3 separate regions of the Mus musculus genome follow, and all the other regions are linked to region 2. The links are chromatin loops, found by intact Hi-C in ENCODE. Cell type or tissue: gastrocnemius. All regions are shown on one strand. Links, peaks and the distances in the headings refer to the core of each region. The heading gives the core; the rest is flanking DNA.

Region 1 (5,000 bases), core at 1-5,000, 96 kb before region 2:
CCCTCTCCAAGCTTTGCCAGGGTCTCTCCTTTCAGTACAGCCCTAGTCTTAACCCTTAGGCCCTGCCTGTCTCAGGCCAGAGAACTAGGTCTCTGGCAACCTCTCCCCACAGCCTCATTCCTCTTCAAATCTTATCAGGTCCCTCCCTTCTCCAAGCCTCACTGGGTCCTTCCCTTTACTAAGTTCCTTCCCCAGACTCCGCCCCTTTCCAAGCCTCGCCCAGATCTATCTCCACTACCACGTCCTAGGCCCCGTTTCACAGGCTCTGCCTCCTTAGCCCCGCCTCCAGATCGTTGACAACTCCTCCCCTGGAGTCGATCCCTCAAGCCTCAATGGCCCCTCCCAGACCCACCCATTTCCCCACCGATAGTTTTGATGACGGCCTCCTGGAACATGCACTCCTCATGCTCCTTGATGATCTTGGAGCCCAGGCTCACAGCGCCGTCGTAGCTCCCAGTTAGCGCGTAGTCGATGCTGAGCCGCAGCTGCCGCAGCAGGGTGTTGAACATCTCCAGTACCGTGGGCCCTGGGCGCCAAGGGGGAGGGACCCACAAATCATGACAGGAATCCCTCCTGCTCTCCCGTAAGCCCAGGCCCGCGCAGCCAATCGGCTCTAAATCTAACGCCTGCACACACCCCCCCACCCCACGCCCCTTGCCTTTTGCTCCGGACCCCCTTACCGACAGAGCCCGTGGCAGCGATAATTGCAGCTTCCGATAGGACTTCCACGATGCCGGCGCGCACAGTCGCCGCGCTGCGGCTGTTGGCGTCCAGGTGGCTCAGGAGCTGCTGGATAACCAGGTGGGAGTGCTGCGGCTGTGGAGGAGGAAGACGTGCTGGTCCCCAAACAACAACACCCCCCCCCCTGCCCCCCGGCCCGGTAGCCCTCTGCTGGAACCCAGAGGCTCAGGGTGAACCAAAATGACATCCCACAGCCAGTGGGCACTGCAGGTGGCACCCAGACCTCGCTCTCTTTCTTGCAGCACCCCACCCCAACCCCCACAAAAACGGAGCCAAATCCCAGGGAATCTGTGTTTGCACATTTTCCCTGAATTCCTTTACTTCAAAGGCGGCCAGCAATCTATTTCAAAATATTGTCTTTCATTTCTCCCTGTCCCCAGGTTTTACTGGCAAGGCCCATGAGAGGCCACGTGGTTCATCTCAGTGCAGCTCAAAGTGTGGCTGGGAGCCAGCCCAGTGCCAATTCAAGATCTGTCTGATAACACTGCTGCTAAGATGTGGGCCAGAAGGAAAGTACACCCGCAGTAACGGGGGCGCTCAGGGAATGCAGGTGGCTTGTCTTCTTTGAGATTTAATTTTCTCTAGGAATTATTTTCCATTGTATTTCATAAAAATAAAATAAATGTTGGCCTAGGATATAGGAAACATTAAACAGAGAACTCCTTGCAATTCCTTCCCAGCCGGATGATACAGCATGATCTGTGGCAGCTGGGGGTCTCTGGGGGGGGGGGGGGGAGTCAGAGGACACCTGGCTTTCTGCTTTGTGCATTGTCCAGCACCAGGAAGTGCCCTTGTGCCCAAGCTTGAACAGGGACAAACCATACCTGAATTGAGTACATGATGATTTTAAAGCAACGGGTGGCAAACACTTTGGGTTCCCAAAGAGAGTGGTTATCCAGGTGGCTGTGAGGAGAAAACATGGGGGAAGGAGGGTGACTAGGAAACTCAGAGGGAGGGAGGGAGGGAGGGAGGGAGGGAGGGAGGGAGGGAGGGAGGGAGGGAGGGAGTAGAGATGAACTTGGAGGGACAGCGACACTTCCAGAGATCCCCTGGCAGTTTCCTATCAAGGAAGGGCTTACAGTACAGGCTCTATAGCTTGACACAAAAAGCACCTTTGTTCAGTTTTTGCTACCCTCCTCTTAATCAGCACAAACCACAGGTGACCACTGCGTGGTAGTCTAGCTGTATGAACCAGCAAAGGATTGACTTGGCCGTAGCAAGTCTGCAAGGCCATCACCTCTATTTTCACCTGGGGAGATGGGGGAGGGCGGCTGGGACAGCCTGCAAGAAAAGCCTTGAAACCATCACCAGGGAGTAGAGCATTTCCTGGGTGGAGAGCAACACTCAACTCACATAAGAACGGGCTTGATGGCGTTCTTGATATTGCCGAAGGCCGCCCGGCCCAGGAGCTCCCTCAGGCACCTCTCAGCCAGTTCTGCTGGGTTCTCCTTTTCCTTCTCTGGTGCTTGGAGGGGCGAGGGAGACCGGCTGTGAATACAGAGCCAAGTGGATAAAGGATGGGGTTCAAAGCTGGGAGCTAGGACTGTATAGCCCTAGGTTTCTGCTCAGAACAAGCAGGAATTGGAAATAAGCTGCAGCAGGTCATAGAGTAGTCTTGACTGCCAGCGATTAACCAGGGTACGGGATCTGGCAGTAGAAGATTGGAGGAGACAACAGAGTTGTTTGTGGAGAAACACTTCAGGGTGGACTGGATTGTCTCTGGGAGGGTCTAGACATATCTAAAGGTTCAGGAAGAGGTGGGTGAGAACTGAAAAGAGGAAAGAGGCATATGGTGATTGGCTAGGGGGTGACTTAATGGTATGCAAATCTGAGTGAACCTCTAAACAGAACTCTTCTAAGAGCAAAGCAGATCGGTGAGCTGTTATATCAGAAATAGCCACCAGGGGGCACACTTACTTTCCTCTGCTAGTTTAACTGCCCAGACCCAACTAAGTGCAATTTTACTGAGCATCTAAGTCCAAAAGCAAGGTAGGACAGCAACAGGAACCTTTCTCCCTATCCCATTCTACCTGGGAAAGTAAGGGTCAGGGGACTGGATGAGTCTGATCTTTTTGAGGATCTAAGATTAAAATCCAGTGTCTGCAATTCTTGAGTAGCTGTGGCTGGTCAGTCATGTTTTAAGGTCTGAACTGGCATCATGAAGTGAGCTGGGGAAGTCCCAAGGGAAAGTCTTTAGCATTTAGAACCACAACAGGCATTTCAAGCCTCCTTAGCTGGCACAATCTGTCTCTCGTCCCCTTGTGTCCTGACCAGCTTACCTGTATACTCAGGCAGCCCTGAGCCATACCACTCTTGCTGTCTCATCTGAAGGGGCTCAGAGGCTGGCAGAAGACAGACCAAAGGATCCACTCATCGGGAAACAAGCCACAAAGCCAAGATTCCTGGCCTTGTAGCTGCCTTTACCTTCCTGTCCAAGCTAGGTGTGTTCCAGGAGCCTGGGTGTGAGGCAATGCTCTGACAGCTGAACCCCACTCCCACTCACCTCTCTGCCTCTTCCACGTGCTGCAGATTGAAAAGCAGCGACGGGACGATCTTGTCCATGTGCTGTGGGTCCCAGATGTTGGCCTGCAGCTCGTCATTCACTGTCTTCCTCACTACCCCTTGCAGGCCTTTGATGCCTGACATGCGGATCCTGTAAGGAAAAAGGCGGAGGCATGCCTGCACCCTGAGCATCTCTACAGCCAGGAGAGGAGCCCAGGTCAAGGTCTAGAGGCTTGAGTGCTCTCAGAGGCTCGGCGCCTGCTCCTCCTTGTGGGTTCCCAGTTGGTTGGGATACATTAATAAACAAGATTCTTGCCCTTGTGTACCTAGTGGGCGGAGACAGACGGGGACCAGAGACATAAGAGAGGACAGCCAGGCAGGCATCATGGACGGGAGCAGAGAGCAAAGCCACGGCAGAGGCGAGCTATGAGATCCATGGACTGCATGAAAGTTCTGGGGGCAGGACTGTCCTCTGTGTCCTTGGAGGCAGAGTGAGTAGGAGGACCCAGAGAATGGAGTGAGGGAGAGCCACTGTGAGGACATGGGCTGTGTTGATGGGTGTAGATATTGGGAGCAGGTTCTGAGGTGTCCAAATGCACGTTTTAAACCAAGGAGTGTGTGGCGGGTTTGCGTGTTCACGCACACTTGCGGGTTTTGTTTCTGGCTTCAAGTTCAATCAGGAGTATATTATTCTTTGCCCTGTTTTCTGCCCCACCCCACCCCAGTTTTTCTTTCAGAATCATCTGCTGGGAGCCCCTTCTGATTGACAGCCACCCACTCTGGCAGCAGCAGACCGGAAGAAGAGTCTACAGATTGACCATCCAGTGCTGAAGCCCTTCAGCGCCCCTTGGTGAGTCTCCTGGGAGCGCCACAGGCCCCTGGACTCCTGGTACTCACTTAGTCTTGATTTCCAGGTCATCGTGGCTTGAGTGGCACATTTCACTGAATCGGGACACAAAGAAGTCATAGCTTCGATGATAGGAGGGGGTGTCCTCTTCAATGTTGGCGAACTTCACAAACTGTCGGGCAGAGGGAGAGAATGTGCGTGAGAGGCCGTCGTGCTGCCCCTTGGTTCTGAGTGTCCCAAGCACTTGATTCAAAAAAGCCACAGGTCCATGTCTCTAGGGAGCAGCCGGAACTTGCTGGGACTTGAAGGGGACCTGGGTCAAAGCACAGAGTACCCCCTTGACTGAGCTGTGAAACAGGAAAGCAAATCTGAACATTTGGCTTCAAAACTGGAATCACACCTTACAGTTGGAGTTTTGAGTGTTTAAAGTTCGGCATTTTGGTAGTCTCCCTCCCTGTCCATCTCTTTCTCTTCGAGACAGGGTTTCATGGGGCAGATGTTGACAATGAACTTGGTCCTCCTCCCCTTACCTCCCAGTTGCTAGGATTACAGGTGTTTGTCTCCATGCCTGGTTTTAGGCCTCATCTTTAGCAGCATTCTCAGCTGCAGACTGTACTGAGCTGTGCGTTTTCAGCTTTAAAGAGGGAATTGATTTCAATCAAGTCTCCCAGACAAGCAAGCATCACCTACAAAATGGACTGCTAAAAACTAACACAATTTATTTCGTCTGATGATATAAATGCTAGCATCCCCAAACAATTCTACAAGGAGATTAAACTGATAAACTGGAGATATAGCTCAGAGGCGAGAGTGCTTACTTAGCATGCATAAGCCCTGGGCTCCACCTCCAGAGCTGGATAAACCGAGTGTGGCAGCCCAGGGCTGTAATCCCAGCACTTAGGAGGTGGAG
Region 2 (11,066 bases), core at 3,769-8,768:
CATGGAAACATCGTTCTTCTTGCAAAATGAAGAGCCATCCTGTCAGCGTCCTTTTGGGCTTGTGCTTAGATCAACTTTGCAGATGAGGAGGAAGTGATGTTTGCTTGTTTACTTATTGATTGAGTATTTGTGTGCTAGGTATTGAATCCATAACCCCCCACACTGACATTTCTGTAATTTCAATCTTTTTTCTTTTTGTCAACGAACAGAGTTTCTCTCTTCACTTAGGCATTCTTTAATGTCCCTCAGTGAAGTTTATCTTTTCTTAAAGGTTCAACTCAGCAAATACGAACGGAGTTTGTATCCTACAGCAAGCCTTGTGTCTGGACTATGGATAAACAAGAGAGACACGGGAGTTTGCTCTCACAGGGTTTGCTGCCTGGAGAAGGAGACAGCCTAATGAAATAGCAAGCACACTCCAGGGTGACAAGCACCATCCGAGAGGAAGTTCCCAGGGGTTAGAGCAAACTTGGGATCCATGGATACAAAACAGGGGTCAGGAATGGTTTCCCAAAGGAAGGATCTTGGAATCTCATGGCCCACTACTCTCCAGCTGTGACTTTCTGTTACAGTCTATTGATCTTTCTACAGCCTCTCTTTCCTTCCAGACTCCCGTTAAGCTGCTGGCTAGGTCTCCCACATGACACTCATCTCCTTCTCAGTTTTGATAATGAAGATTCTGATGTGGTACAGAGGCCATGCTAACTCACACTCAGGTATGCGTGTGTACACATACTGATGAGTGGACCCAGACAAAAATCACTGAATATTTAACCATTTTTAGCCCACAGAAAGGCAATTCCATATGGCTCAGCCATATGACTTGAAAACTTTGCCTACAGCTTTTCCTCTACAAATTCACATGTAAGTTTACAGTTTAGCGCAGATAAATAACGACGGAAATGTCCCCAAATGCTCTCTCATGTTTTCCCCAGAGTCACAAACATGTAAGTTCTCATTTTACATCCCATTTCGCACACATACATAAACTCACAAAGTGACAAACTCATTCACAAATGTCCTTACATACCACCTAGACAACTCACATACACAAAACCAACAGATACACAAGATGCGAATATGTACAGCTCTTTTACACACGTTCGTTAGAACCAACACAGTGGCATACATCGATGCCAAGTGTGTGCTTGCCTACACAGATTCACACCCACGTACATCCAGAACATGTCTCAAACACAGCAAAGCCAGGTGAGCATGCGCCGTCAGGGGAAAGTTTCACCCACCCAGCTCTAACATGGCCTTTGGTAGACCCAGAAACATTGAATAATAAGGTGCTATAAGTATGTTTAAAATAGGAATTAATAAGTGCTATAAGTATATTTAAAATAGGAGTTAATAAGCTTTGAAGAGCTCTCCTGAGGGAAGAGGGTGTGTTTAACACGTGGCCCCTGAACCCCACTATGGCTCTTTTAAGGCCTTTAGCTTCTCTTTTAGAGTTGAGGTTCCAACATAGCACATCCAGTTAGTGAGGTGTGAAGAATCTGGCATGTAGAGAAGACCTCTTTAATATCCGATTTCTATCAGGATGTTGTCTGGCAGGGTGAAATGGAAGGCAGTAGTAACACGGCTGAAATGGTCTAGGGATATAAATACCGACAGCAGAAGTGAACCTCGAGTGAGGAGTCCTGCTGACAGGGATCTGGCTGAGGCTGAGTGGGATCAGAACCCAGGGAGGGAAGTCCTGTTGGGAGTCTGACTTTTGTACGTACATACGCTGTACTTCCCAGGCTCTGAGCCTTTCTTATCTCCATACTGTCTCTGTCTGGTTTCCATGGACACCAAGATCTGTTACAAGAGCAGCGTGAGAAGCTCTGAGCAGGGACAAACACCAGGCTCAGTCGTCTTTCAAATCCTTCTGAAAATTAGGTAGAGATTGTTTCTGTAAATGGTTTTGAGTTGGAGCGTAATACACTGAAGTGTCAAACCACTGTGTTCTCACAAAGTGAATACAGCCACGTAACCATGTCAGCCTTGGTGGTAGGTGTCTGTAATTGTAGCATGGGGACACTGAGGCAGGAGGATCAAAAGAAGTTTAAGACTAGCTTCAACTACACCATGAAATGCTGTCAAAATAAAAGAGAGAAAGTGGGGGCAGGGCGAGGGTGGGGGAACGCAGGTAGGCAGGCAGCCATACTGACAACAAAAATTGAACATGGCAAGCAATCACAAACTCTTGTCACCCACTTTCCAGAAAGCCATACCCATATTCCTCACACGTGGGTGAGTTTAGTCTGTCTTAAACAGATTCATTTGTGTTTACCTTTTTCTTTCGTTCAACATCATACTTATGAGACTCATAGCGGTAGAGGTAGTAATTTGTAGCAACAGTATAGAATTGCAAGCCTGAGTAGTGGTCACATCTGTAATCTCAGAACTCAGAAGGCAGAGACAGGAAAGTTGATGAGAGTTCAAGGCTAGCCTATATAACAAGTATATAACTTGTTATATAACAAGTTCCAGGCTATCCTCTATAGAGTGAGACCCTCTCTAAAACAAACAAACAAACAAACAAACAAACAAGGAACTGAAAACAAAAAGAGCAATTGCATTGTAAATATATAGGTTGAGCATCTCTACTCCAAATATCTCAAATCTAAAATTCTCTGAAATCCAAAACCTGTTGAGCAATGATAGGAAAGCTTCTTACTATGGACTCACTCTGGGGTGTAGGATTATTATTTAGAGTAGTAGATAAAATTATCTTACTATGAGCTCACTCTGTGGTGTAGGATTATTATTTAGAGTAGTAGATAAAATTATCTTTGGGGACCAAGAGATGATTCACTTGGTCATGTGTTAGCAGCAGAAGTACAAGTTAAATTTTTTTTCTTTTTAGATTTATTTATTTTATGTGGATGGTTGTTTGCTTGCAAGTGTAGGCACCATGTGCACACCTGTACATGCCTGGTGCCCATGTAGGTCAGCAGAGGTGTTGCATCTCTTAGAACCAGAGTTACAGTTATAGAGTCACTGTGTGGATGCTGGGCTGGGAACCGGACCTGGGTCCTCTTAACCACTGAGTCAGTTCTCTGGTCCCAGCAACTGTCAAAGCTGTGCTCACAGTGAGAGCCTGCAAGTCTAGCCACGGAGGGTGGAGCAGGCATATTCCTGGAGGAGGCTGGCCAGTCAGCCTAGCTGAGTCTACAAGTTCCATATTCAGAGAGAGACTCGGTCCCGAAAAATAAGGTGGGGAGCAATTAAAGAAGACAGTGTGCACTTCTGGCCTTCACATGCATGGGCACACACAGAGATTTGCACACACACAAATTTGCACACACATGAGCAAATATACGTATGCTACACACATACCTTTAGGTTGTGTGTACAAAGTATATATGAAATGTAAATGAATTTCATGCTTAGGTTTGGACTCTACCCACAAGAAATGGCATATATTTATATAATAATATTCTATTATTGTATATATTGTCTATATAATGGTATGTATATATACACATACATACATATATGAGTAGGCTATAATTTTTCGTATTTGTGTTTGATTTAGTCCCCCTCATGCTCCTGGGCTTTGAAGGCTCTTGGACTAGTATATCCTAAACTTCTAGATAATTAATTGAGGGGAGAGTGGTAAAGTTATTGTGCTTATAATGGCTAGGGTGGAAAATATTAGGTTAGATCTAATTTTTGTTTGGTGAGTTAGTTTTTGAGTTGTTGTTGGTTGGAAATATTGTTAGTGAAGTGGAGTAAATTAAACGGGTATAGAAAAATAGGTTTAGGGGTGCTATTATTGCTATTAGTGTTGCTATAATTAAACAGTTGTTTTTTATAAGTTTTTGGGGGTTATATATCCACAAATAAACCAAGACAAAACAAAAAACCTGGGTCTGTAGAGCTGGCTCAGTAGTTAAACGCATATGCTGCTCTTGCAGGAGACCCAGGTTTGAGTTCCTGCAACCACATCAGGTGGCTCACACTACCTGTAACCCCATCTCCGGGGTTACCCAATGCCTGTGGTTTTCTAGGGTACCTTGTATTGACATGCATGCAAACATGTACACATATTCATAATTTTAAATATATATTTAATGAAAAACCCAAACTCATTTCCAGTGAGAGAGACCCAATCTGTATATAACACAGTTTACCCCTTCTGCCAATGCTGGAAAAATGGCCTCCAGTCTTTTCTTTTTTGTGTGTGTGTATGCATATTCACATATGTGTAAGTCCATGTGTGCACATGCATGTGCAGATTGACCTCAAGTGTGTTCCTCACTCTCTCTTATATACTGAGGCAGGGTCTCTCACTTGGCTCTGGCAACCCAGGATGTTTCCCAGGTCCTTGTCCTGGGCTCCAGTTCCTTGGAGGGTTAATGGCAATTTTCTGTCAATATTACTGTCACTTGTCATGCCTGCCTGCCTGCTATATCTCACTACTTATTGGCATCAGACTTTCATTGCCTGGCACTTCTAAGATGGCTCAATCCCAGGGCTGGCAAGTAAGGCTGCTTGTCATATGTGAGCTCAGCTGTAGGTGATGGGTGTGGGAGTCTCGGCTCCTGCCTGCTTGGTCCTCTCCATAATCTTCAAAGACTTCTTGTCTGGTAGCTGAATTCCAAGGGTGGTAGTTACAAGAAGCTTAACAGATATTTCATTGCCTTTCATGACCAAGTTTAAGAGGTGCTATAATGTCAGAATACAGTCACAAGACCTTCCAGATCCACAAGACAGAAATCATATAGTCTCTCTACCTCTCAAAGACTAGCAGTCCTGCTGTGAAAGGAGGACTTTCAAGATATGACTCCGAGGGGAATAGACTAGTCACAGCAGGATAGCTACTATGTGATTCTATGTATAGAGATCTCTGGATCTATATTAAGAACTTATCTCAATAATTTGAAAAGGTCCCGTAAAGTAGCACCTAAGCCGGTGTTGATGAGTAAAGCGGAGGAGGTGTGTATATCCTTAGAAACCATCTTCTAGTTCTGTCTTCTGTAATATACCAATGATATTGTGCTTGTGCTTACGAGCTCTGCATTTTAAACATATATAATGAACTATGTATGGCTGTGAACAATTGTCTCAAAATAACCTAGGAGGGAGAGGATGCAACAAAAATGGCTGCAAGTTTGTACTGCTGAGGCTGGGAAATGGGTACATGGAATGCTCATTCTATTATTTTTGCAAATATACGAATTTTGTCACAGACATGATTCCAAAATGCAGGAAGTGAAACAAAATTTCAAATGGCTTTCATGAACTAAGTGTAAAAATATTTAAACCAGGAAAAAAAGAGCATGAAGTCATATAATTTAGTGCTATGTTACTTAGGAAAATGAATCTTAGGATATAGTTCTGTGGCAGAGTGTTGAGGTTACAGACAGCTGTGAGCTGCTGTGTGGGAACTGAACCCAGGTCCTCTGGCAGGGCAGCTAGTGCTTTTAACTACTGAGCCCTCTCTCCAAGCCCTACCCAACTCTATTCCAAAGAAAATCTTAAGTCACATTGAAGGAGACAGTAAAAAACTAACTCAACTACCCTGAGAACCTATATGATAATGGTATCTGTCAGTTTAGGACAAGAAGAGTTGTCAATAAATTCTGAAAACTGAATTCTAGCGCAAAGAATTTCCATTTTTGAAATGACGAGTTAGCAATTCTGGAAAAACTTTCTATATATTGCAAATGACCAAATACTCTGGGGAAGCCAGGATCTCCCTGTAAGAAGAACATAGTTGTGAGGAGAGGGGAACCACCAGGATGCTTTCTGTTATACTGAAATGCATGCATGGCTTGTTTTAAAATATGGATTCAGATGTGTGTGTGTGTGTGTGTGTGTGTGTGTGTGTGTGTGTGATCTCAGTCAACTGGAGGAGCCAAACGCAAAGGCACGCTGGTGTCAGCAAGCACACCTAAGACGTGGGTGTAGATGCCACCTAAGGAATCTTGAGAAGAACACAAGGAGTTGGGAAAGGTTTGTTATACCAAAGAGCAAGAAAATGCTCAAAAGTGGTGGAAACAGGGAAGAGTAGAGGAGGCCTGGGGTGCCGCTCAGGATAGGGCTCTGTCCAGCACACAGGGTCTGGAGTCCCCAGAATTCTTTGACCAGCCAGTGAGCCAGTTCAGTAAAAGATCCTGTCTCAAAGGTAAGATGGATGGCTGTATGTATTTCTTAGAAATACATACTGAAGTATTTATGGGTTTAAAAAGTTCATAAATTAATTTCAAATGACTGAGAAAATGTGTGTGCATATATGTACAAATAGTGAACACAACCTCCATAGTAAATTCCACCCCTACCCCCGGGGTGTGCACACATGTAGACATGCACACACACATGAAATTTGAGTATGAACTATGTTTTAAGTCAACCTTTCTTAGTTTTATTTGTTACTGGTGGTTCCTTTAATCTAATCTCTCTCTCTCTCTCTCTCTCTCTCTCTCTCTCTCTCTCTCTTTCACACACACACACACACACACACACACACACACACACACACACAAACACACACACAGAGTATACTGGCTCAAAGAAATACCTAGGTGCAAACTCATTAAATACCTATACCTTAATAATTTAGTAGCCACTCAAATACAAGCAAGTGTGCCTCTCAAGCAAACTCTATCAGATTGAGTTCCTAGTCCATTTTTAAATTCACAGATACCTAAACTGCAACTTCAATATGGCATAGACAGGGATGTGGCGCCATCTGCTGTTAGAATTGCAAACAGCACCAAGGCGTATTTTTGTAGTCATGATTCACTGTTTGCCTTGAAAATTTATAACCTAGAGGCTCTTCCCTATATAATCCAGATGTTTTGTGCTGGTGCTCTCCTGCCCCCATCCTCTTCCTCCTCTTCTTCTTCCTCCTCCTCTCCTTCTCTCCCTGCATGGGTACCCTTTCTCTCTTTCTCTTACCCCTCCCCTCTCTCTCCCCATGGCGACTTCCCTGGCCTCCTTTCTTGGGGCCAGTGAAGTCACCTGCCTGAGAGCAGCTTCCCAGTGACCCTGCCTTTAATATATTCCAATCTGGTTTGAATTGGCTCATTTCACTAGTAGCTGAGAAATAACAGATCAGATGGTGCCGAAACACAGCAGTTTACATCTCCTACAGTATTTCCCAGGGCCACATATTACATTGTTATGCCAATTATTGGAAAAGGTTCTATCTTTTTTTTCTTCAAAAAAAGCATTTAATATTTTAAATTAAGCATGCTTGAAACTGACTTAAAGTAACTACTGTCATCCACTGTGTCTTCCCAGACTTGGTTTAAGATGTTTAAAGCCCTGTGGGAGCAGAAACCTTCACCTTGGGATTACTGAGAAATTGTCAGCCATCTTTGTCAATCTCTGTTTACATCTGTAACTGAAATTATTGACTAAAAGAATAGTGTGTCTGTCAGACTGACTTTCATTCTAACAGTTGCTTTCCATAAGAAGTTATCGTAAAATTTATGATTCTACCTTATCTACCTTATCTTGTCAGGTAAGGGGAAAGGGAACAAGATTCTGGGTTAAGCCTGGATGTTGGCAGCTGTGAGAATCCCACACCATCACAGAGCTGGACAAACCTTAAGAACTATCCAGCCAGTCTTCCTCCTGAGGATGGGGGCCATTAGACTGATGCCAGAGAGGGAAAATTAACACACACACACACACACACACACACACTGCCTCTGCTCCAAAAGGCAACTCTGGTTTTCAACCAGGAAAGAGTCTTGTTCAAGGTCCTTTTCCAGAACCAGGGTCAGACTCCCAATTCTCATCTGATGCTACCTTCTTCGATGAAGCCTTTGCAGGCTGTCTGCAGATTGAAGCAACCGTCCATTAAGAATAATCAGGGGAGGGGTGATTATGTACTAAACAGATACTTTTTTGTGTGTGATTATTCCCTAAAGGACAACAATATAGACTAACAACTATTTACATAAGAATGATATTTACATTGTAATAGCATTTACTTTGTATTGAGTAGTTATGCTGGCTTTCTTGGGTTTTGGGTAGAAGCCAAGAAACTCACTTCTGTAAGAAAGCAGGCTGAACGGAGCCATGAGGAGCAAGCCACTAGGCAGCACTCCTCCACAGCCTCTGCATCAGCTCCTGCCCCCAGCTTCCTTTCCTATCTCTCCTGTCCAAATTTTTTTTGATGTGTAAGCCAAGTTAAACCCTTTTCTCCCCAAGTTGCCTTGGTTATGGTGTTTCTTCACAGCAACAGTAACCCTAAGACAGTGGGGCAGATAATGTGAGATGACACAAGTAGGCTGAGGATGTGCATAAGTTACATAAAGCTTTCTACACATGTACAATTTATACATAAAGGTTTTTATATATTTATTTTGAAACAGGATTGCACAATATAGCTCCACCTGGCCTTGAACTCATAGAGATCCGCCTGCCTCTGCCTCCTGAGTGCCAGAATTAAAGCGTGCGTTTGCTCGGATACCATCTTTAGGTGACTGGGACATCCGCAGAATCCACTGTGATCCTGGGCTCAGTCCTCTGCAGAAACTGTAGTCTGCAGTCACTGTACTGACGGAGAGGAGGATGGCAGCAGAGGCACCCATCGGTGAAGATTCCAGGAAAAAAAAAGCCTTTGGCATGACTGGGCCTTACACTAAATGTCAAAAACTCCCCGTGACAGCCGCTCTATTTCTGCCACCATGTACAGACCAATCTTGATGCCAGGCAAAGAAACCCCAATCGCCTGCAACCGGGCCGCACTGGCCCAACAGGACCCCAAGACCCAGTCCTCCCGGGCCCCGCAATGACGTCACGGCGCGCAGTCATCGCGAGACTCCGCTCGCCCTCCGCGGCTCGCCGCTTCCCAACCGCCCTCGTCCGTCCGCGGCCAGGCAGCGGTGGGGATGGCGAGCCGCGGAGCCAGGGTGGTGACGAGCACAGCGGCTCCGTCATTGGGCGAGGAGGCCTGAGGGACTCCAGGCTGGCTGGGTGCGTAAGGACACCACAACCCGCGGCCCCGGCAGAGCGAGGGCGATGGAGACCAACGTGCCGAAGAGGAAGGAGCCCGCCAAGTCCCTCCGCATCAAAGTCATCTCCATGGGCAACGCCGAAGTGGGGAAAGTGAGTACCGCGTGCTGCGAGGGCAGGACCTCCGCGTGCTGTGAGAGCGACATTCCCATTGGCTAGGAGAGCCGCCACTCAAAAGCTTGAAGCTCCGCCTCCTCTCTGCTTAGTTTAGCATCCTGAGCTCACTGGGGCTTGCGGCCTCCAGAGGAAAACTATCTTGACCTTTTTGACCTTTGGGCTGCTGGCTCTTTACTGACGTCACTGTCCCTAAAAGGTGTCAGGGTGGCCTCTGATCTTTGATTGTAATTTGAAGGTAGTAATTAGATTCCGATGTCGAATGATCAGTTTACATACCAAATCTGTTTTTCCCCTGAGAGGGGACGAGGTCCTGCGGGTTGGGGAGAGTGGTTGCCAGCCTTGCTGTTTAAAGAGATGCCAGGGAGGTGTTAGATTCTAAAAAATGTAGCCCTGAACAGCCTGGAGTCTATGTTCCCACCACCAGAGCACAACAACCTAGTGTGTTTCAGGGGACATGCACTGACAGCCCTAGATCTTGTGTTTTTAATTTTTTGTATTGTCACGTCCATTTTTCTCGGAGGAGTCTTTTTTTTTAAAAAAATACCATCTTTCTGAGTGTATCATTTCTGTATCATTTGCTGCTTATTAGCTACTAAACTTCCTCTCATCTGGGAAGGGAGGCCTTTCCTAAATGAATTTAGATGCCAGTTACTCGTTTTCTTCCCTTAACGTTGGGAAACTGTTGGTTAAGAATTCCCAAGGTCGACAGACAGGGAAGGCATCCGAAGTGGAGTCTTCACTAAACCAAACGCAGAAGACCTCTAATGGGAGCGTTTGCATACTACTATGTAAGCCAGTGCTCTGTGCTAGAAGATGCTCAGGAAGTGTTTATTGCTGTTATACAATTTAGCGTGCTCCCGTTCTACATATGGACCTTCATGTATGTGTTAACAAAACAGTTGCTGAAGATTAACATTTATTGACTATTGACTATTTTCCAGCTCTGTTTTACAAAGGCAGGAGAGTTGGGAATATTGTGAGTTGGTGCAGTGTGAGTGTGAATAGCAGTTCTGTTCCCAGGAGTCCTGCAGAAAACTGCTAATCCCAGTGGTAGGCAAGCACAGACTGCTGGGTCCCCGGACCCCCGACCAAGGAGCCTGATCAGCAAGCCTCAGGTCCCACGGAGACCTTGTCTCCAAAAGGAACGTGGATAACCACTGGGGAATGATACCCCATACACACACACACACACACACACACACACACACAATCACAATCAAATTGGAGGGGAAAATATTAGAAATAACTTTTTTCGTCCCCGAAGATTGAAAACCATAAAAATTCTTGAATTAAATGAGGCTTAATGAGGGCTGAGAGACAGCTCAGCAATTAGAAGCACTTGCTACTCTTGCATTCAGTCCCAACAACTGTGTCAAATGGGTGGCCCACAGCTGCCTGTATCTTGCTCTAGGGGATTTGATACCCTCTTCTGCATTATACTGACACCTGCATTCACGTGCATGTATCTACAGACATACACACATACACACAGTTAAAATGAAATAAAAATATTTAAAATAAAAGCCTTCATGTGCTATAATTCACATAGAATTCACTTATTTCAAAAATATAGCTCACTGATTTTCATTTCATTCACAGAGTTATGAAACCATTATCATGATCAATTGTAGAATATTCTCATCGTCTCCTGGAGGGGAAAAAAACCCCAGCAATTAACAGGCTCTCCCTGCTTCCCCTAACCATTAGCCCACTTCCTGCCTCCATGAATCCATGCCTATTTTGGATATTTCATGTGAATAGAGCCATATCTATTGATCTACGTGATCTTTTACTACAGCCTTCTTTTACTTAGTATAATTTGTATAAGGTGCATCTTTATATATGTGGCATATATCAGTATGTTCTTTGGGGTTTTTTTGTTTTTTGTTTTTTGTTTTCCCAAGACAGGATTTCTCTGTATAGCCCTAGCTGTCCTGGAACTCACTCTATAGACCAGGCTGGCCTCAAATTTAGAAATCTGG
Region 3 (11,066 bases), core at 2,311-7,310, 150 kb before region 2:
ATTTCCCCAATGATTTAGGGCCACTTTGAGAGTGTGAACATCCACACATAGTGGATCTGTTTCCAAACCGGTGTGTCTTATTGATTTTCCTGCCTATTTTTGAGCTCGGGCCAAGTCGCCTCATTTGCCACAGGTTCACACTTTACTTCTACCACCTGGTAAGAGGTTTATCACCACTTTTCACTTATCTTCCAGATGACTTCCAGTGTTGTTTTCTTAGCCTCATGGGAGAGCAACATAAAACTCATACAACATAATCGAATCATCATGTGCTCTGCAGAGAAAGAGTCCTGCATGGGGAAGGGGAAGACAAGACAGAAGGTTTTGTCTGTGATAATACATTTCTGGCAAATGTATAGGTTATCCCAGGGAAACATTTCCTCACACATATCACTCCCCACTCCTCCTCTTTAACTGGGATCTCACTACGTAGAACATGCTGGACTCCAACACACCCAAAGAGATCTGCCTGCCTCCATCTTCCAGATTCTGGGAGAAAAATACACATGCCACCTTTTATTTAATTAATTAAATTTATTTATTTAGCCGGGCATGGTGGCACACACCTTTAATCCCAGCACTCGGGATGCAGAGGCAGGGAGATCTCTGAGTTCCAGGCCAGCCTGGTCTACAGAGTGAGTTCCAGGACAGCCAGAGTTACACAGAGAAACCCTGTCTTGAAAACCCAAAAACCAACCAAACAAACAAAAATTTTATTTGGGTTTCCAAGACAGAGTTTCTTTGTGTAAAACATCGTGTCCTAAATTTTTATTTATTTGTTTATTTATTTATTTTGAGGCAGGGTTTCTCTGTGTAGCACTGGCTGTCCTGGAACTCGCTCTGTAGACCAGGCTGGCCTCCAACTCAGAAATCCGCCTGCCTCTGCCTCCCAAGTGCTGGGATTAAAGCTGTGCACCTCCACTGCCCAGCTACCGTGCCCATTATTTAAGATAGAATCATGTGTAGTTTACAAATTCTCTCTGTAGCCAAGGGTGGCCATGAACTCCCAATTCTTCACCTACCTCCAGAATACTGGGATTACACACTTCCCTACTGCCCTGGTCACAGAATGCTTCTTTTGGCCAAAACAAAATGTATTTACAAAAGTATGGGTTTTTTCCTATGCCCTCCCTTGTTCCCTAATAAAGCCACGGAGACCTTTATATTTGTTAATAAGTTCCTTGCACGATAGCTGGGCGGTTACCGATCTCTTTTAAGCGGACTATGCAGCAATGGCCTACTTCCCAGTCACGTGGCCATTACCTGCCACCGTGGACCCCGGGTCCCAGTGGGAACTCCTCAGAGCCCAGCTGAAACCCTCTCCCTGGCTCTCTGGGCTCAGAAATCCTGCCTTTTCTTCTCCTGCCCAGCTAGATATAGGCTGACCAGCTCTATATTGACCAATCAGAAGATGATGGAGAACGTGTTTTAAAAAACGGAGTCAGGAAATTCTTCACAATAATGGCAACACCCAAGTCTGGACTGCAACCAGATCTCAGGTACAGAAATCAGCACTGGAATACATGGTGCACAGAAAACATCCCCCAACATGTATCTTTGTATTTATTCAAGCCTTTATATCTTTCAAGTTCACATCTTTCATCTAGAGAGGACTTATAGGATTCTCATTAACACATTTCTAAACAGCCCTTCTTGTGTTGGCAGTATGAATGCATTCTTCTCATCCAGTGTGCTTTCTAACTGTTTATTACAAGGGATCATTCTGAAAAATGCTTTAAGCAGGGTATCGTGTAGCCTAAGTTGGCTGTGGTTGCTATATTGAAGCTAGCCTTGAACTCTTGATCTTCCTGCTTCTGCCTCCTGAATTTCTAGGATTGCCTTACCAACTTGAATAACTAGACGTTGGCTCTCTTTGTGGGTTTTTCCTTCCACCCTTCACTCCTTTTCTTCCTTTTGACCTCTGAACACTAGATAGAAGAGACAACAGAACTGAGGGGAAAGGAGGAAACATTATCATTAGACTACTTCCTGTGAGTTTGATCTCTCAGATGTCAGGACATCTAATTTCTTCTTATTTCTTCTTTGCATGTGAGTTCTTAACAGCAACCAATAGCCCCCACCACGGGGGGCTCTAGCATTTATTATTTATTCTGAAAAGTCCTCAGAATTCCAAAGGCCACACAATCATAGTAACTATCTGCAGCTGGCAAATCCACGCCCTTGCTAGAGCACAAGGCAAATCATAGTCAGCTGCTGTGGATGACCTGAAGCAGCCCCACATCCCAGGCCTGGGAAATTCTCACCACAAGCTTCTAACAGGGAAGTGGTCCCTGGGTTAAGTCAGGCTCCTGGTACCTTCCTGTCTATCACTGTTCTAGCACAGCCGCTGCAGGTGGGTGTGGTTGAAAGGATTCTGGGTATCGGGTGCTTTGACGGACTCTGTTGCTGGAACTCTCTAGCATGGGGCAGAGGGCCTGGAGGCAGTAATGACCATCTTGAGCTCTCTCCTGCGGAGACCAAACATCCCTCCTTCTGCCTTCTTCTGATCTGAAGCAGCATCCACTTATCCGGGCTGTTTACTAGACAAATGGCTGAGGGCAGTCGCTCGGAGGCTGCCTGTGGCCATTAGCAATGATTTCCTGCCAAGTGTGTGACAATAGAGGTTGTGACACGGAGTGAAGATTTCAGGGCAGAAAAGCACAAGATGATTACACGCAGAAGAGAAAGAAGCTGCATTCGGAGTTTTATCTCCTCTATCACTAGCCAGCACCGGCAATGCGGTGGGTGCTCTGTAAATACTTGACTGGGAATGAAACACAGAGAAAACTCCAGGAGGATCAGGGGTATAAAAATGATCTGAACAGGGCCTGCTGTGGTGGGCAGATGTAAAGAGAGCCGGCTGTGATGTGTGGTGGTGCACACCTTTAATCCCAGTACTCTGGAGTCAGGGGCAGGTGTGTCTCTTGTGTGTTCAAGGCCAGCCTGGTCTACAGAGTAAGTTCCAGGACAGCCAGGGCTGTTACATGGAGAAACCCTGTCAGAAAAAGAAAAAGAGAGAAAGAGAAAGAGAGAGAGAGAGAGAGAGAGAGAGAGAGAGAGAGAGAGAGAGAGAGAGAGAGAGAGAAGAAGAAGAAGGAGGAGGAGGAGGAGGAGGAGGAGGAGGAGGAGGAGGAGGAGGAGGAGGAGAAGGAGAAAGAAAAAGAGAGAGATGCCTTCCACCTATCAAAGTACCAGTGTGATGGCTCAGAGGATCTCCATATCAGCATATGAGTCTGATGATCTAAGTTTGATCCCTGTCCCTGAGCCTCGTGTGCTGTTATCCCACAGAGTCTATCATCCAGCTCTTATAATGAGATGGGAGGTAGAGACTTGAAACTGTGGAAATTCATGTTCTCTAACCACACAAGCACAGTGGCACATTCGTGCCTGTGAGTGCTTGCCCTCAAACCTTCAAAAGATGATTTGATTTGTGTTGTTTTTAATTTGTGTGTGTGTGTGTGTTCAGAAGGTCACAAGAGGGTGTTAAATTCCTAGGAGATGGAGTTATAGGTACTCACCCATATGTGTGCTTGGAACGGAACACAGGTTCCGGAACCACAGGTTAGGAACGGAGCACTCTAACCACTGAACCACTTCCCCAGGCCCTGTGGTGTTTGTTTGTATGTTGGTATTTTTGAGACAGGGTCTCTCTATTATGTAGCTTCTGGAACTCGCTGTGTAGACCAGGCTGTCCTCAGACTCACAGAGATTCACCTACTTCTTCCTCCCAGGTTCTGGGATTCAAGGCATGCTGTACAATGTCCTGCTCTTGTTTGGAGACAGGGTCTTGCTATGTAGCCTTGTATGACCTGGAGCTCATGTATAGATTAGGCTGGCATCTAGCCTGCTGCAGACCTGCCTCTACCTCCCGAGTTCCGAGGATTGTGCACATCATGCTCAGATAATGTGATTTCTGTAATTATTATTCCCTTCCCCTTATTTCTTTAGGGACAGGATCTCATGTAGCCCAGGCTGTCCTTGAACTCACTATGTATCCTAGGCAAGCTATCTTGAACTCCTGGTTGTCCTGCCCCAGCTTCACTAGTGTTGGGATTAAAGTTGTGCATTCAGACATCTAGTTGACTTTTTTTTTCAAAGTCCCATATGTTATACCTTCTAAAATGTCTATATGGAAGCTAGGTCAAGTAGAGAGTTTTCTCCTTTTTGGCTAAATAGTCCTGAGGTGGCTCGGCCCCTAAGGTGGCCACCAGAGGGCAGAGTTGTTCTATTGTGGGGATATTGTAACCCACCTGACCAAGTTCCAAACAGAGCTTTGAAGTTCTGAGGAACCACCTGCATGGAGATCTTCATGGAGTGGGCCTGTTTCCCCTCACTCAATCACAACTCCCAGATTGAGGTCCCAAGTCCCAAGCTGTCTTTCTGCTTCTTGTGTGATGAGCACAGCCCATCACACACCTTCTCTGAACTCACCAATCTCTGAAAGCCCTGTTTAAGGCTTTACAGGAGACCTTGAGTGGGAAAGCCCTGCCTCTTCTTCTTCTTTTTTTTTTTTTTTGGGGGGGGGGGGGGGACAGGGTTTCTCTGTGTAGCCCTGGCTGTCCTGGAACTCACTTTGTAGACCAGGCTGGACTCGAACTCAAAAATCCACCTGCCTCTGCCTCCCAAGTGTTGGGATTAAAGGCATGTGCCACCACTGCCCGGCTGCCCTGCCTCTTCTTAACAAACTCAAGGCTTGAGAGCCTCTAGACTCTGTCTGCAGACAAGTTCATCATCTCCCCAGGAGGCCTCAAAGGCCCAATCTGAACCAACCTTGAGCAACAGTCCTTCCTGCCCTGAAGCTCATGGTGCTGTGTGTGTGTGTTGTCCATGGATGGATGAAGGATAAACAGATCTCGGGAGAGCTGTGATAAATACTATGAAGACAATAGAGGAGGCAAGGGGAGTGAGAGGGAAGGGCTGGGATTGATTGAAACTGGAATCTACCCATTTGGCTAGACTGACCAGTGATCTCCAGGAATCAGCTTGTCTCTGTCTCACCAGAGCGAGGGAATATGGGCACCTTCTATCTGCCACATACAGCTTTTCCATGGGTGCTGGGGGTCTAAATGCACACTTGCAAGCACTTGTAGTGAGAATTTGGCTTTCTTAAAAACCCAGTTATGGGGATAGAGAGATGGCTCAGCAGTTAAGAGCACCAGCTGCTCTTCCAGAGGTCCTGAGTTCAATTCCCAGCAACCACATGGTGGCTCACAACCATCTGTAATGGTTCTGATGCCCTCTTCTGGTGTGTCTGAAGAAAGCAACGGTGGTGTACTCATATGCATAAAATAAATACTCATATGCATAAAATAAATAAATATTTTAAAAAGTTATGTTATGTGAATATGTTTCTGTTTTAATCCCAGGTGTGGGATATGGGGCTGCTTCAGATCCTCCGCAGCAGCTGACTATGATTTGTCTCATGCTCTGGCAGGTGCATGATTCTGCCAGCTGAAGATAGTTTGCTTTTGAAATTCTGGGCACTCTTTTTTTTTTTTTTTTTTTTCCGAGACAGGGTTTCTCTGTATAGCCCTGGCTGTCCTGGAACTCACTTTGTAGACCAGGCTGGCCTCGAACTCAGAAATCTGCCTGCCTCTGCCCCCCACCCCCACCCCCACCCCCCCCGAGTGCTGAGATTAAAGGCGTGCGACACCATGCCTGGCTTATTCTGGGCACTCTTGAGAAGGTATAAAGATGCCAGAGCTCTGGACGTGATGGCAGCTGTCCCTCCCTTCGCTGCTTCTTCCTGTTGTGTTTGCTGCTTTAGCTCTCGGCTGTATTGCTGGTTGGAGTTATCCTGATGACACCAGTTGGATTTGCCTCTAGAAACTCAATGCCCCTAACCAGCAGGAAGTAGTATAAAGAGGTCTATGCCTCCTTCCCCTTCTAACCTTTTTTGCCTACCTAATGTTGGTGGGCTAGAAGGGATTGGTGAAGTGGTGCACGCCTTTAATCCCAGCACTTGGGAGGCAGAGACAGGAAGATTTCTGAGTTTGAGGCCAGCCTGGTCTACAGAGTAAGTTCCAGGACAGCCAGGGCTACACAGAGAAACCCTGTCTCCAAAACAAAACAAAACAAAACAAGAACCCAATAAAGTAGCCAAAAAGTATGGTTACAAGCATGTCTCTGAAGATGTCTCCAGCCCCTGCAAGTGCTATTTTATACAAAAGTCAGGGAAATCTGGTAAGATTAACTCTGACTAGACACCTCCAGGAAATTAACCAGACAAGACTAAAGCGAAGGCTGGAGTCCTGGCCACAACAATAAAGTGCTTGGCTAACATGTACCTAGAGCCTGGGCTAGATTCCCAGAACCCTAAGGAAATTCAAAGCTCCTTACAACAAACAACAGTGACACTGCTTGGGGGGGAAGCTAGGCCTGCGAAGGCCTGTGGTGGCAGAGCACACACATGAGCTATGTATCTGTGGGGCTGGCAATAAAGAACCTGCAGGGCTACAGGACTCCAGCAGTCTCTTTGCCTCTTGGTTCTTTTGCTCCGTGAGTTACTGTATGGATCACAAAGGTCGGGAGCCTGATCAGGAAGCTGCTGTAACTATTCACGTGAAAAAGGCTTTGACCCAGGAATCTTAGGAAGTGCTTGCTGGATTGGACTGAGCTGTTTGGTTCAAACCAGTAGAAATCAGAACCTCCTAGCCGCTTCTAGGGCATGAGGGAGAACCCTCCACTAGAAGCAAAAACTTGAACAGGAAAAGCCATCTGAATTCACAGAGAGTTCTGTTGTTTGTCAGGAACCATGGAGTTCAAAGCCAGAAATGCCCACAGGATGATGAATTCCAGATCAGCAGTGATGCCACTCATCTGAGGTCACTTGGCAGCAACTCCATGGATTCTAAAATGAAGGCTTGCTCTACTGATGCACACAACTGTGGCTGTTGTGCTTCTCCAGCCTCTTACACCAACTCTATTTCAATTGTGCCAGTGGTGGCATCCCCTGGGTGGCAGCAGAGGTCTGCTAGTGCTATGCCAGTCAGCAGTCCAGCTCTGCCACATACTCAACCCCAGACCCTACCTTGCTTCCCTGAGCCTCTGAGGCAGCTCTGGTTTCTCGGTACTTGGCAGGCGCCTTGGTCCTTTCACTCACCACTCAGATCAGAAGTCCGTGCTGGCTGAGTGCTGGTGCTTGCATGTGGTGCCTGTTGATATCCTAAGTGTCCATGTCCTGTGGCTCAGTGCTTCCCGTTGTAGGATGCAGCCTACAGCAGTGCATGATTCCTGCAGATTCATATGCAGGGATCACAATGCAGAACAGTAGGCTTATTTATGTGTGTGCCTGAAGGAGTTTATATACACCACGGGCAGGCGTGGGCCACCCGAGGGGCCCAGAGGCTGTTGGACCTGGAACTGGAGTTACAGATGGTTTTTAGCCACCTGACATGGGTGCTGGGAACTGAACCCAGGTCCTGTGCCTTAACCACTGAGTCATCTCTCTAACACTAAGCAATATGTTTTAAGGAAATCTATTTTTCTATATAGGGTTTCTCTGGCCATGTAGTCCTGGCTGTCCTGGAACTTGCTCTGTAAACCAGGCTGGCCCCAAACTCAGAGATGTGCTTGCCCTTGCTTCCTGAGTGCTGGAATTGAAGGTGTGAGCCACCATTGCCTGGCTACCTATAGAAAAATCTTGAAGAAGAGGAAGAGGAAGAGGAGGAAGAGGAGCAAGGACAACAAGAACAGCATCTAGTGTGGTGATGGCTGCACACATCTTTAGCCCTAACTTTTAGAAGGCAGGGGCAGGGGCAGGGGCAGGGGCAGGGGCAGGGGCAGGGGCAGGGGCAGGGGCAGGGGCAGGGGCGGGATGGATTTCTGTGATTTTTGAGGCCAGCCTAGTTTACATAGTAACTTTTAGGTTAGCCAGGGCTACATAGTAAGATGGTGTCTCCACAAAAGAGGAGAAGGAGATAAGGGAGCTGATGAGAGGGCTCAGCAGTTAGGAGTGAGCATTGTGGGTGCAGAGGACCTGAGTTCAGTTCTCAGCTCCAGATCAGGTGGCTCTCAACTGCCTACAATTCCTGCTCCTGGACATGTGACTTCTGGTCTCTGAGGGCAATGACTCTCAGGCACATTCTGTCTGGCACACATAATTAAGAGTAAATTTTAAAATGTTTAAAACTCTTCAGAGGGAAAAGTAAAGCCCGGCGTTGGCACGTGAGCTGCGTCAGTGCCCGGCCTGGCGTTGGCACGTGAGCTGCGTCAGTGCCCGGCCTGGCGTTGGCACGTGAGCTGCGTCAGTGCGGGACCTGGCGTTGGCACGTGAGCTGCGTCAGTGCGGGACCTGGCGTTGGCACGTGAGCTGCGTCAGTGCGGGACCTGGCGTTGGCACGTGAGCTGCGTCAGTGCGGGACCTGGCGTTGGCACGTGAGCTGCGTCAGTGCGGGACCTGGCGTTGGCACGTGAGCTGCGTCAGTGCGGGACCTGGCGTTGGCACGTGAGCTGCGTCAGTGCGGGACCTGGCGTTGGCACGTGAGCTGCGTCAGTGCCGGGCCTGGCGTTGGCATGTGAGCTGCGTCAGTGCTGGGCTTAAACCCAAGAGAAGCAATTAACATTCACACAGGAAACTCAGCACTAATGCTCAGAGCAGTACTGCTCATGACAGCTAAGTGAGGAACAGCTCAGATACATGAATAAGATAGGCCATGCAGTGAAGTTTTATTCAGATACAAAAAAGAATGGGGTGGGTGGGGGTGTAGCTCCATTGGTAGGGTGCGTGCCGAGCGTGCGCCAAACCCTGGGTTCATATCCAGTACAGTGTAAACAGTCATGGTGGGACAGGCATGCAATCCTAGCATTTGGGAGATGAAGACAGGAGGGTCGCAGCTTCAAGGCTAACTTTGGTTCCTTAAGGAGTTCAAGGTCAGCCTGAACTGAATGAGAATCTGTCTCAAAAAAAGATGGAGGGCTGAGCAGACACGGTGACCGGGTGACGCGGTGACACGGGGGTTAAACATTTGCTGCTGTCACGGAGAGAGGACAGGCTCAGTCCCCAGGACCCACATGGTAGCTCACAACTCTCTGTGACTCCAGTTCTAGGGGACCCAACATCCTCCTCTGACCTTTTGAGGGCACCAGTGTGGTACTCAGACGTTCAAGCAGGCAAAACATCCAGACACACTGAATAAATCTTAAAAACAAAACAAACAAATGAATAAAAACCAAAAATTCGTTTTCATCCTCTCTTCAAAATCTTACATTTCTTTTTTCTTTTTTAAAAATTCCTTTATTTACAGTCCAAAATGTAAACAGGATGATTGGTTCTCATTTGTGATACTTCCGGGTCCTGGATCGCATACTGTGGAGACAGGGAAGCAAACACAGAGGCCAGTCCAGCTTGTCAGACTCAAGGGAGAATGTCACATCAACACAGCAGAGGACCTGGTTCCGTCTTGTCTAGATTACATTTCCCACACTGTGAGATCACCACTGGCAGTTTGGGCTTATTGTTGGGGCCTGTGGGAACATTCTCGATCTTCCTCATCACTACAAGTCCGTCAATGATTTTTCCAAACACTACATGCTTTCCATCCAGCCAATCACACTTAGAACATGTGATAAAGAACTGGCAGCCATTTGTACTGGAACCACTGTTTGCCATGGAAAGCAGGCCTGGAGCAGAGTGTCTAAGTTTAAATTTTTCATCCACAAATGGACCCTGGTAAATACTGGCGACTCCAGTGCCATCGCCATTAACAAAATCTCCACCCTGAATCATGAAATCCTTTATGACCCTGTGGAAGGTGCTTCTTTTGTATCCTATCGGAACACCATCTTTTCTGATCTCGGGTGCAGAATTGCCTAAAGTTCTCTGCCGTCTTAGGCACCACGTCTGCAAAGAGCTTGATCATCATTCGACCAACTTCCTGGCCGCCAATGCTAACATCAAAGAAGACCACTGGATTAACTGGACTTGAATTTGCCACTGCCATGGCTTTGACCCAGAAGTCAAATCTTACATTTCTTTATGTATGAATATGTTTGTGTGCGTGTACCATGGCACGTGTGTAGAACAGGGGACAACTTACAGGCATTGACTCTCTCCTTCCATCACATGGGTCAGAGGCTGAACTTAGATTATTGGGTTTAGTGGCAAGCACCTTTAACCTCTGAGCAGATCTCAGTCTCCATGCTGGCCGGCTCATATGCTTTTTACATATTATTTACCACTCTACAACATTGTGTGGATTTTGGTGTTGTTTGTTGGGACTGTTACATTTACTTCTGAGTTTCCGGTGCTGGGGATAGGGTCTGGCAACAAAGTGGCATTAAACCAGCAGAAGCAATGAATGAAAAGCAACAGTTTATTACTCCCCACCCCCTGGTTCACCCACCCCCACCTCCCATCTTCCTTACTGCCCCTGACCCCCCAACTCAGTTGGGTTTTTGGGTTTTTTGGAGAGAATCATTTCTCATGGTTTCTCCTGGTACCTAGCTCAGTTCCCTTAAATAACTTGCTATTGTCCCAACTTTTGTTGTTTAGTTTGTTTTTGAGATAGGCTCTCACTAATTGCTGTGCAGATTAGACCTGAGTACCATCTTCCCTGCCTCTGCCTGCCCAGTGCTGGGACTACAGGCATGTATCACAGCACCTGTGTGCAGTTTTAAAAAATGTATTTTATGCATTTTTACCCCTCTACTGACTTTCCTGGACTCTCCCATTAGGTAATAGGTAATCTTTTACTTCCAAACTGACATTTTACATTTAGTTAAATCATTATGACTATGTAAATATTGTTCACAGCGAAGACAAATTCCCACACTGATTATATTTCTTTCCACACAGCTTTTGCTCTTCCCAGAGCATCTAATTGCCTGTTTCATTCCCCGAAATGCTTATTATTATTATCATAATCCTGATAATTTTCCAGTATTATACCATGTTAGCGATTCTTGGGATTTTTTTTCTCCCATGGTACTTACCACGCTTTGCAACAGTGCATTTACTTGGTTATTTATTTTCTTGTTTGTCTTGTTCACTCATTGGAACATAAGCTTCTAGAGCAAAGCCTGTTGTTTCCAGAACGTTCCCAGCACCTGATACCTGCTCCTTGTTT

What was found. Hi-C counts contacts between places; a loop is a spot of excess contacts. Peaks named below come from ENCODE experiments on the same cell type or tissue, not always from the same donor. Only the 100,000 strongest peaks of a DNase experiment are listed, where the experiment ranks them.
Region 1: a loop joins it to region 2, with 13 times the contacts of the local background. A loop is called at or near these places in 33 of 42 quality-filtered maps.
Region 3: a loop joins it to region 2, with 9 times the contacts of the local background. A loop is called at or near these places in 39 of 42 quality-filtered maps.

What each region holds. Positions count from the first base shown.
Region 1 is chr12:3,981,290-3,986,289 of GRCm38, forward strand. It overlaps Efr3b (EFR3 homolog B), which reads right to left. Exons shown (of 23, transcript NM_001082483.1): 5 at 4,141-4,262; 6 at 3,245-3,394; 7 at 2,095-2,229; 8 at 1,566-1,644; 9 at 681-816; 10 at 365-526. Among named protein-coding and RNA genes, the nearest start is that of Pomc, 29 kb to the left of the region's middle. In gastrocnemius, for the core only: a CTCF peak has its summit at 2,639 (motif pointing right); DNase peaks (open chromatin) are centred at 301, 562, 1,172 and 2,640; H3K4me3 peaks cover 1,067 bases; H3K27ac peaks cover 934 bases.
Region 2 is chr12:4,073,814-4,084,879 of GRCm38, forward strand. It overlaps Dnajc27 (DnaJ heat shock protein family (Hsp40) member C27), which reads left to right and starts at 8,761. Exons shown (of 7, transcript NM_153082.4): 1 at 8,761-9,060. The coding sequence starts at 8,974. In gastrocnemius, for the core only: a CTCF peak has its summit at 6,695 (motif pointing left); DNase peaks (open chromatin) are centred at 4,475, 6,698 and 8,053; H3K4me3 peaks cover 708 bases; H3K27ac peaks cover 818 bases.
Region 3 is chr12:3,922,097-3,933,162 of GRCm38, forward strand. It overlaps the pseudogene Gm9088. Among named protein-coding and RNA genes, the nearest start is that of Pomc, 27 kb to the right of the region's middle. In gastrocnemius, for the core only: CTCF peaks have their summits at 4,202 (motif pointing right) and 6,950; DNase peaks (open chromatin) are centred at 4,217 and 6,979.